3 separate regions of the Homo sapiens genome follow, and regions 2 and 3 are each linked to region 1. The links are chromatin contacts, found by Hi-C or POLR2A ChIA-PET in ENCODE. All regions are on one chromosome and are shown on one strand. Each heading gives the region's core, a stretch centred on a gene start or an enhancer-like site at or near the end of the contact. The rest is flanking DNA. Distances are from core to core; before and after follow the strand shown. Region 1 holds the start of PDZD11 (PDZ domain containing 11). Region 2 holds the start of PJA1 (praja ring finger ubiquitin ligase 1). Region 3 holds the start of TAF1 (TATA-box binding protein associated factor 1).

Region 1 (3,619 bases), core at 335-2,834:
CTGCACCTGCTTTCCAATCCATCCCCCCAACACTGCCAATTTGTGGTATGGATGAATCTAGCCTGAAATAAGGTTTCATAAGTTCACCTGAGCTCCAGGAGGCTTCTTCAGTGTGATGGTTCGGGGCAGAAACTGGGTCAACTCATTGTTGTAGTCCGGGTGGTGTACCCTCTGCAAGACACAGCAACCCCAGAAATTTTACCAGTCTTACTTCACACCTACCTTCATCTGAAACACTAATGAATTACCCTGAAGTCAGGAAAAGGAAAGGTCATAGACTTAATTTAAGTAGAACAGATAACACAGACTAAATGAGTAGATGGATAGCACTGGGGCAGCCCAGTAGCTCCCCATTTCTTCACCTTTTTTTTTTTTTTTTGAGATGGAGTTTTGCTCTTGTTGCCCAGGCTGGAGTGCAATGGCTCAATCTCAGCTCACCGCAACCTCTGCCTCCCAGGTTCAAGCAATTCTCCCGCCTCAGCCTCCCTAGTAGCTGGGATTACAGGCATGTGCCACCACGCCCGGCTAATTTTGTATTTTTAGTAGAGACGCGGTTTCTCCATGTTGGTCAGGCTGGTCTCGAACTCCCAACCTCAGGTGATCCGCCTGTTTCGGCCTCCCAAAGTGCTGGGATTACAGGCATGAGCCACCGCGCTGAACCTCTTAACAGTATGGAAATGAAGGCTCCAAATTTCCAGAATTAACCGGTGTGAACAGACCCTAGCAGGAGGCTTCCATAAAGAAGTTCCCAATGGGTCCTGTTGCTCAGAATCCAGCTTCTGGGTCCTCTGGCTACAAGTGCTAAGATTCACTCTCCGTTTCGCCTTCTAACCCTGCTATCCTACCTTTCATGCATCATCTCATGCCCACGGGGAAAAAAATCTCCTACTCAGGAATACAGATGGTTCCCACCTCATGAGGAGGAATCCATGCTGGAGGATTCTCATAGGCAGGCAAGAAAACCACCGGGTAGTCATCATAAGGAATCCGGCTGTCCATCTCGGGCAAGGCCCTGGAAGAGTGAATCAGAACAGACAAAAAGTGGTTCAAAAGGGAGAGCAGCCCAGCAAGTTTCAGACAGCAGCTCCAACCCATTCCAAGGCAGTCAGTCTACAGGCCCAGCCCATATCTAGGTGTTAAGGTTGGAGGAGAGAAGGAAGACAGAAGAAAACTCTTAACTTAGCTAAACATCTTCTGGATGCCAAGCAACCTGTCAGGTACTCTAGAAAGAGGACCTCATTTTTCACAATCCTGCAAAACAGATGTTACCGTCTCAAACCTGGAGAAGAGGAAATCAGGGTCGAGTCTAAAAAGATCTACTTTCGAAGCCCAAGGGAGTGTTAACTATCCGCAGGGACTCGGGGCAAGGCACCGCCCCACATTTCCTAGATGTGATTAGTAATGGTAGGGTCCTTAGATCGACCCTTCCTTCACCTGACCAGCCACCTCCCACGTCCCCGCCCCACATTCTGCCTGAGACCCGCACTCTCAGCCGCATAAACGCCGCACCACCTCACCAGTGGGCAGTCCACAGCGACCTCAGACTCCGCTCACTGACAATTCAGTCTGGGAACCGGAAGCGGATGCTCCGCAGGGTCGAAAAGAGGCCGGGCCAGGGTGCAACGAGCTGACCCTCCCCTTCCCACCGCGCCGGCCTGCGCGCGCCGACGTGCGCGCTCCGCCCTCGGGCAGTCCGCACTGCAATTGGTTGGCGTCTCCGGGACGGATTTGAAACTTGGCGGTTAAAGCTCCGGCTGGGACAGGGCGGCGGGAGGCCCAGGGAGAACGGGGAAGGGACATTTAGTTTGGTGAGTTACGGGGGCACACCTTAGCTCAGAACCTGTTTTTACCCAGTACCCTAGGGCTTTGGTTCTTTGTCGCCGTCCCCGTTGGAGTTTTTTCTTTGCCTTTCAGAAGCCCGTGCACTCTCTTTAGAGTGCAGGGCTGACGGGCGGTCCAGCCCTGGCCAAGTCATGGAGCGTGAATCTCCCAAGTCAGTGTTCCCGCTGAGGAGGGTCGGAACCGGGGAGGACGCCCTCCCACCCCTGCTGACCTACTAACATTCATCAGCGAGCCTTCTTTTTCCCCCTCGCAGAGACGGTGCTGAGATAGGATCATGAAGGAAGAGGTGAAGGGAATTCCCGTAAGAGTGGCGCTGCGTTGTCGCCCTCTGGTCCCCAAAGAGATTAGCGAGGGCTGCCAGATGTGCCTTTCCTTCGTGCCCGGAGAGCCTCAGGTGCGTAGCAGAGTCCAGAGCCTGTGTCTGAACAGCTGGGGCCAAATGGTAACGAGGGGTGTGGTCTTGCCTTTCATTTTTAACCTTACGCCTTGTCCCGTGCCTTCTCTAGGTGGTGGTTGGTACAGATAAATCCTTCACCTACGATTTTGTATTTGATCCCTCTACTGAACAGGAAGAAGTCTTCAATACAGCAGTAGCGCCACTCATAAAAGGTGTATTTAAAGGTAAGGCGATTTGATTCCTCGAACGTAACATATATATTCCTTGAGCATATACTATGTGCCAAGCACTGTGCTTGGGCACTGCAAATACAGGAATCGATGAATCATGATTCCTGCCTTCAAGAAGCCCTTAGCCTAATAACATTTGTCAACGTCTCTGTACCCTTGAAGCTAGTTTTATTCTGTATTTGCTTTATGTGGTTCTGTTCATCTTTGACTTGTATATGTTTGTTTATCCTGGAACTTCATTAGATTATAAACTCTGTGGTGGTTGCTGATGGTGATAAGTGTGCCAACCTACTTGAGGCCCAGGCACTGCAAAGCTTGTTGAGGGATTCAGGTGATAAATAATATAGCTTCGAGGCCCTGAAGGAGTTCAAAGTCCAGGGGATAGGAATGGAGATAGATGACTACATAAATAATTTTGAATATATAAAAATTTTTAAATTTTTTGTACCTATCTTTTAGAAGAAAAATTTTTCAAGTTAAAAATATACAACAGAGTCAGTCCTATGGAAGTAGTAGCTCTGCTCTCATACAAAGTGGTATGAAAAACAAAAGGATGGCTCTAACTCTGCTTGGGGAATTTGGGGTGAATTTCACAGAGTGGGAAAACTTTGAGATGGGTCTTGAATAATGAGTATACTTCTTTTAGGTGGAGAAGGGGAGTGCCTAAAGCCTCTGAATACTATCACCAGTTAATAATCTTTACTGGGGAAGCTAAGTCTTTAATGCTGTTGAGGACCATAGCAGGGTTCTAAAGAAGGGAGCAGTGCCTGAGAGATGTCTAATTATTATTCTAATACAGTGGTTATTCAAGATTCAAAACAGAGGTTCGTTTAAAAGAAGTAGAATCATGGCATGCTAGTGCCTTAAAGTTGAAAGAGACATTTGTATATCATCTAGTTTGTTTTTCATCCAAAGAAAAATGCGTTCTAACAATATCTGTTAGGTGAACTGCCAGTGTCTAAAATTTTTTTGACAGGGAACTCACTGACTCACAGGTAGTCCAGTTGAGATTTGGGTTTTGGACAAGTCTAATTATGTTATAAAGATCTTTATAATGAGATGAAATTTGCTTCCTGGTAATTTCTACCCAGTGATGTTAGTTCATTCCTTTAGAAGCCTTCTTCTAGGCAACAGCTATTCACATATTTTT
Region 2 (3,619 bases), core at 513-3,012, 1.1 Mb before region 1:
ATTGGAATAGAGTGGAAAATACAGATCGCCGTGTGTGCACGAGTGCCTATGTGTCTGTCTATCAAGAGGAGAGGGACAGGTGGAAGGGGACCAGTAATCCTGCAACAGAGGGATGTTTACGTTTGTAGGGGGAAAGGGTATGAGTGTTAGAATGAGACCCATTCTGGATGTGGGTATGAAAATGACAGGCATGGGTGGGGTGGCTTTGGAGGAGAGGGGTGCGTGTATGTATGAGGAAAGGGAAGGTGTTTGTGTGTGTAGCTGTATGTGAGGCAGCTGAAACTACAGAAGGATGCCCATGTTTATGCGTATGTCACAGGCAGAGGAGTGTATGGTTGGCAATGGAGAGGAGTGTCTGAGAGTTTGTGTGTGTGTATGTTAGTCAAAATGGGAGGCAACAATGGAGAAATGTCAGTGTGAGCAAATGCAGCAGGCACAAATGGAAGCGGGGGTGGGGGGTGCGCAGCACTGGAGAGGGATGTGCTTGAGGTGGATGGAACAGAGGCAGGCAATCAAAGAATGATGCCTGCCTGTGTGGATATGGCAAGCAGGGAGGCAGGTTGTGTCCCCGTAGAAGGATTTATGTGAGTGCGAGTGTGTGCACCTCAGGGACCAGCAAAAGAGAGCTGTGTCTGACACACGTGGCAGACAGAGCAATAGAGGAGAGCATTTGAGAAGGGGGTATGAATGAGCACATGTGGCTACATATGTATGTCACTGGCCAGCGATAGAAGGATGTCCTTATGTGTGTATATGACAGGAAGGAAGAAGGAGGGCAGCCGGAGGGGGTGTGTGAATAGGCATGTGTTCGCGAGAGCACGCAGAGGCCGAGCAGGGAGGGGGCCGGTGCTAGAGGTGTGTATGTGGTAGGCGGATAGAGGAGGGGGAAGGCATGGGAGGGTGTGAGGGTGTGAGGGTGTGTGAGAGGGTGTGTGCTGCGTGTGCCTGCGCATGCGCGGGGGAGGGGAAGCACTGGAACCTTGAGGATGGAGGGGCAAGGAGGGGGCTGCAATGGAAGGCTTCTGTGCGGGGGCGCGTGCTCGCGACACACGGGGGGTGGGGGGTAGGGGGGACGCAATGTCATAAAAAGAGGTGGGAAAAGGCCATCAGCTCAAACGGGAGACCCCAACCGATGTGGCAGGGGAGAGGGAAAATGAAAGAAAAGGGCGTGCGTGGGTCTAGTTTTCCCTGAGAATAATTATTTTTTCCTTCCAATTTTTTCCCTGGGAACAGTATTTTTACCTAAAAATCTTAACCATTTACCATTTGGCAAAACAACAGCAAAATATGGGAAGAAAGGCCACGGAGTGCTCCGCAAAGGGGCCGAGGAGGGAAGAAGGAAGGAGAGGGGAGGAGAGGCAGGGAGAAGTGGGAGAGGGCCGCGACCACCACTGCCCTCCCAATAGCGATGAAAGCCACTCGAGTGGGGACCGCGCCACACCAAAGGGGTTCCGGCAGCGGAAGATGTGGCCCCAGAACAGGCCGATGGAGGACATGGGCCTCACTCTGCAGTCAGGTCCCGCGTCCGCCCCACCCCTTCCCGAGGGGCGAACCTGAAAAGCAGTTCCCAGGAACCCCCCAAAATCCTCGCCCCCGTGCCCGGCCACTCGCCCCGCGCCCGGCCACTCGCGCCACCGCCAGCGCCCGGATGAATCGAGGAAACAATCAGCCTTTCACTCACCAAGTCCAGAAAGCCACACGCTTTTCAGAGAAGCAGAGCTCTCGGATCTCCGACCGCCACGACCGCCAGAGCCGCTGCTCCCGGTCCCGAGCTCCTCCCCCGCCAGACAGCAGCGGGGCGGGCGGCGACTGCGGCGGCGGAAGTGATTGTGAAGTCAGCTGGAGCCCGCCTCCTTGATGTGGCGGGGGCGGCAGCTGCTCTCCACAAATCAGGGTGGGCCCGAAAGCATTATTTCATCTTAAATGATGAAATCGTCAAGGATACAGAAAAGGACAGCGAAAAATGTCACAAACACCCAGCTTTAACTAATGTTAAACATTTAGCTATATTGCCTTCTGGTTTTTTAATAAATAAAATAAAATCTGCAAATTCTTTCTGATTAAGTCCAATGTGAGAGTAATTACGTTACTACATCACATCCTATGTTACGTGTTATGGTTGTACCGAAAGTATTAAAACTGTGAAACCATATTTAGGGTTGCAGTAAGCTTAAATTTTTTTTAACCTGATGGTTAAAGCAAATTGAAGCTGTTTATGTTGAATTTGTTGCTGCTAATCACAAAACCAAGCTTCTCTGTCCAAGAGATCATAGGACACAACACAGGTTCATATTCTGTTATTGCATTGCAGTTAAAAATATTGTAGTTACGCCTTTTGGATTTATACCATTTTACTGAATTCTGAAGTCTTTAAATTGCGCTTTATAATGGAACTCTAGTATTTACAGCCAATGTAAACATTTCCCATGTTCACAACAGTAGCAAAGTTTTGTTCTTACTGGAAACAAAATGCATAATAGAACAAAAATCTTAGGGGTAACAACATAATAGAAATAAAATGTATAACTTTCAAACCATTAAAGTAATAATATGTGGAACAAAGAGAAAAACTCATTCTTAACAAAGGTCAAGAAATGTTGCTGGGGGGGTACAAAAAAAAGGATGCAAAAAGAAAACAAAAATGCAGGAATCCAAATATATCAGCATGCATTATGGGTTAACATCTCCTAATAAAAACCAAACTCTTATTTTGAGCATTTTGTTTTTAAAAGCTAAGTTATATTCTATTTATGTGAGTTTCACCTAAAGCAGAAATAGGAATAAAAAATATATGAGAGTAAAATACTAGCAGAAAAAAGGGAGAGAGGGAATGAGGGAAGGAAAGAAGCAAAAAAAAAAAAAAGGAAGGAAAGGAAGGAGGAAACAAACTCGTAACAATATCAATATCCTAAACATCGAGAACTCAAAGTAAAAAGAACTAAAGAGAACAAAACAGGTTGCTTTATTCACTGAGAAAGATATGACAAGCTGGTGGTGTGTGCCTGTAGTCCCAACTACTTAGGAGGCTGAAGCAGGAGGATTGTGTGAGCCCAGGAGGTTGAGGCTGAAGTGAGTGAAGATCACGCCACTGCACTCCAGCCTGGACAACCAAGCAAGATGCCATCTCAAAATGATGATGATAATAATAACAATAATAGAACTTCATTGGTGAGAAATCTGAAACTATCAAATTTTTTAATGGAGATACATTTTCATCTAGCAATTCTACTTCTAGTCAATTGCTCTATTGTGTGTTCTATTGAGACACACAAATGGAGAAAGATATGTGAATAGGAGTGTAGCAAGATAATGCAAACAACTTTAATTCTCCTCAACAAATAAATTGTTTAAATTTATTTAAACATGTTGCATGGTGGCTCATGTACAGACATGGTGGTTGACACCTGTAATCGCAGCACTTTGGGAGACCAAGGCAGGAGGATTGCTTGAGCCCAGGAGTTGAGACCAGCCTGGACAATATGGTGAAACCCCATCTCTACAAAAAAAACGTAAAAATTTCCCTGGCGCAATGGTACGTGCCTGTAGTCCCAGCTACTTGGGAGGCTGAGGTGGGAGAATCACTTGAGCCCAGGAGGTTGAGGCTGCAGTGAGCCAAGAT
Region 3 (3,619 bases), core at 625-3,124, 1.1 Mb after region 1:
ACAAAAATTAGCCAGGGGTGGTGGCGCCGAGATCGCACCACAGCACTTTATCCTGGGAGACAGAGCAAGAGACTCCGTCTCAAAAAAAGAAAAAAAAAAAAAGGCCGGGCGTGTGGTGGCTCACGCCTGTAATCCCAGCATTTTGGGAGGCCGAGGTGGGCGGATCACGAGGTCAGGAAATCAAGACCATCCTGGCTAACACAGTGAAACCCCGTCTCCACCAAAAATACAAAAATTAGCCGGGCTTGGTGGCGGGCGCCTGTAGTCCCAGATACTTGGGAGGCTGAAGCAGGAGAATGGTGTGAACCCAGGAGGTGGAGCTTGCAATGAGCCGAGATAGCACCACTGCACTCCACCCTGGGCAACAGAGCGAGACTACGTCTCAAAAAAAAAAAGGAAACAAGAGAAATTCGGATCATGGAATGTTTTCAAGACAACTTGCCTGGATTCTTCCAAATATTTAGTGTCATGAAAAACAAACAAGAAGGCAGGTGATTCTGGACTAAAGGAAGATGACCAAATACAATGCATGAAACGTGAATGGATCCTAGTATTGGAAAAAAGGGAGAATGAGGAAGAGTGCTATGATGTGGTAAAGAAATTATTTCAGTCTATATTATCATAATATGTGAAAAAAGCAAGGTGAAAGCCGGGGTGTTGGCTCATGGCTGCAATCCCAGCACTTTGGGAGGCTGAAACGGGCAGATTGCTTGAGCCCAGGAGTCTGAGACCAGCCTGTGCAACATGACGAAACCCCGTAAAATGTTCCAACTAGGACAACTGGGGAAATTTAAGTGCGGACTCTTCCTTAAATAATATTGACTTACTTCCTAAAGTTGTGATAAAGGTACTTTGGTTCCATAGTTAAGATGCTTATTTTTAGGAGTGAAGAACAAGATGCCCATAAATGGTTTAGAAAAACAAAAATCCTAGCAAAATGTTAACCATTGTGAGTCTAGGTGAGGGGTCAGCTGTTCATTTTACTAAACTTTCACATTTTCCGAAATAAAACGTTGGGGGAACAAGTATTTTTTTTGAGGCGGGCTGGAGTGCAGTGGCCCGATCACAGGTCACTGCAGACTCCAACTCCTGGCTCCCACCTCAGACCCCCCAACAGCTGGGACTACAGGCACTGGCCACCACATCTGGCTAATTTTTTTGATTTTGTGTATGGATGGAGTCTCGCTTTCTTGTCCAGGCTGGCCTCATACTCGTGGGCTCAAGCGATCCTCCCACCTCGGCCTCTCAAAGTGCTGGAATTACAGGCGTAAGCCACCGCGTCCGGTCAAAAAATCAATTTCTAGGGAAAAATGTCAACTCAAAACAAGTAACCTGCATAGCTCGGGAATGCCTGTATAATTTACGTCAAGTCTCTCCTTGGGACGGACCGGTGAAATTGCACGCAGCACAAAGACCGGCTCTTACCCTTACTTCCGGGTATTGTGGTACAGGAACCCGAGGTTGCCTGCGCGTAAGCCACGTGACTCGAGCAGCTCCTTCTGATTGGAGGAAGAGCCACTGCTCTAATTCGGTGCCGTGAGAAAGCTCGCGCGCGGAGCAGTGGGAGCGGGCGGGACTGAATATTTTCTTTGACCAACCGCTTTCCACATATCCATCCTCCTGATCCCGTAGCGTCGAATCAAAAGCCGTTAGTAAAGTAGTTACTTCTTTCTCTTAGGATAGCCGGTCTTTCCGGGTTTTCCCCCCCTTCCCCCTCCCCTCTCCCCACTTCCCCCTCCCTTTCCCCTCTGTTTTGAGCTTCCGGTAGAGGCTGGTAGGGTAAGGGAGCTCAGTAAGTCACTTCTGGGCGACTGTTGTTTTATTTCCGGTCTATGGGACCCGGCTGCGATTTGCTGCTGCGGACAGCAGCTACCATCACTGCTGCCGCCATCATGTCAGACACGGACAGCGACGAAGATTCCGCTGGAGGCGGCCCATTTTCTTTAGCGGGTTTCCTTTTCGGCAACATCAATGGAGCCGGGCAGCTGGAGGGGGAAAGCGTCTTGGATGATGTGAGGGGGTGGGCGTGGGGGTAGGGCTCGGGGGGTGGGGCTAAGCAGAGGAAGGAGGTGCGGGGAGGAAAGGAGAGGGTGCTCAGGCAGCGAGAACAGGGCGCAGCTAACGCCGGGGAGGAGGATCCCGTCCTCATGGGTGCGGGAGCAACGTGGCGTGGGAGTGATCGTTCTGGGGGAGAGTGGGCAGAAGAGAGCGCGAGGCGAGCCCGGGGCCAGGGGCGCAGGGAATAGTGGCTTTGGAGCTAGCGCTCTGCCGACCAGACAGTAGGACACATGCTGGTTTCGCCTACTGAGATGGCTTCCCACCCGTAACCTGCTTGGAGATTCTTGACACTGCCTGCCCCTCTGACATCGCTGCCCTGAGATGGCTCTATAGAGCCAGAGGACTGGACAGGACCTGCCTCCCGCTCGTTTGGTTCCGGCCTCAGGCTTAGGACAATGGGGTGTTCCTAGCACCCGAGCGGGCCTCCTGGTCACAGTGCGCCTTTTAGGTGGCTCTCCCAGCGTCTTCACTGACTTTCGTGAAATAGTGTCCTGCGCCCTAGTGAAACTACCCTGCCTTCACTTAGGCCCGTTTTCTTGAGGAGTGAAGCTGTCGGCCGCTGTGGCCCCTCCTGTGCCGCAGGCGCATGCGAAACAGGGACCGAACGAGCCCCGCCTCGACGCCTCCAATCCCACTGATCCCCCTGCCTCGGCCCTCGTTCCGAGAACGACCGTTCCATTCATTCAGTCTTGGCAGTAGTTATTTGATTCGTCTTCTCTTGTAGTATACTTTAAAGTGTGGGCGATGCAGTTGGCTGTGGTGCTTTAATAAAGATCTGATCGATGCGGAGTTTGGTAGATGTATATTACAGTTCTCGAACGTGTTGCTTGTTTTGGCACACTGCACAGTCATTTTTCATGTGGATTTGTGACTTTGTCGTGGACCAGGGAAATAAGTCCTGTGGTGTGGGAGTCGTAGGTTTAGTTGTTATCTTCGACTCGTGCTGTCCCTTTTTCAGGAATGTAAGAAGCACTTGGCAGGCTTGGGGGCTTTGGGGCTGGGCAGCCTGATCACTGAACTCACGGCAAATGAAGAATTGACCGGGACTGACGGTGCCTTGGTAAATGATGAAGGTGAAGTCTGGGTTGTGGGGAGTAGGCGGGGGAGGAGGCTAGCCACCTACTATGTATGTACTTTTTTGTGTGTGTAAGACGGAGTTTCGCTCTGTCTCCGAGGTTGGAGTGCAGTGGGGCGATCTGGGCTGACTGCAGCCTCCGCCACCCGGGTTCAAGCATTTCTCCTGTCTCAGCCTCCTGAGTAGCTGGGACTACAGGCACGCACCACCACGCCCGGCTAATTTTTGTATTTTTAGTAGAGACAGGGTTTCATCATATTGGTCAGACTGGTCTTGAACTCCTGGCCTGAGGTGATCCGTCTGGCTTGGCCTTCCAAAGTGCTGGGATTACAGGCGTGAGCCACCGCATCCAGCCTGTACATGTACTTTTAAATGGGAATTATCTGAGGGAGTGAGGGTCGCTTACTGTTGTTGCGATTCTCCCTGCTTTTTTCATAGGGTGGGTTAGGAGTACAGAAGATGCTGTGGACTATTCAGACATCAATG

Evidence for each region. Hi-C counts contacts between places; a loop is a spot of excess contacts on that map. ChIA-PET counts read pairs that join two places held with the same protein, here RNA polymerase II (POLR2A). Pooled maps may share reads with other maps.
Region 2: a pooled map shows a loop between it and region 1 (20-fold over the local background). The contact joins the promoter of PJA1 here to the promoter of PDZD11 in region 1. A Hi-C loop is called at or near these places in 4 of 50 pooled maps.
Region 3: a pooled map shows a loop between it and region 1 (18-fold over the local background). The contact joins the promoter of TAF1 here to the promoter of PDZD11 in region 1. A Hi-C loop is called at or near these places in 6 of 50 pooled maps. POLR2A ChIA-PET finds 5 or more read pairs at or near these places in 3 of 52 experiments (HEK293, OCI-LY7 and PC-9).

What each region holds. Positions count from the first base shown.
Region 1 is chrX:70,288,343-70,291,961 of GRCh38, forward strand. It overlaps PDZD11 (PDZ domain containing 11), which reads right to left and starts at 1,585. Exons shown (of 7, transcript NM_016484.5): 1 at 1,518-1,585; 2 at 913-1,012; 3 at 88-171. The coding sequence starts at 999. It overlaps KIF4A (kinesin family member 4A), which reads left to right and starts at 1,762. Exons shown (of 31, transcript NM_012310.5): 1 at 1,762-1,808; 2 at 2,096-2,236; 3 at 2,349-2,463. The coding sequence starts at 2,117. RefSeq lists a silencer at 1,563-1,742.
Region 2 is chrX:69,163,691-69,167,309 of GRCh38, forward strand. It overlaps PJA1 (praja ring finger ubiquitin ligase 1), which reads right to left and starts at 1,763. Exons shown (of 2, transcript NM_001032396.4): 1 at 1,682-1,763.
Region 3 is chrX:71,364,483-71,368,101 of GRCh38, forward strand. It overlaps TAF1 (TATA-box binding protein associated factor 1), which reads left to right and starts at 1,875. Exons shown (of 38, transcript NM_004606.5): 1 at 1,875-2,012; 2 at 3,017-3,131; 3 at 3,572-3,619. The coding sequence starts at 1,893. RefSeq lists enhancers at 639-1,208, 1,377-1,426, 1,917-1,966, 2,485-3,180 and a silencer at 1,567-1,756.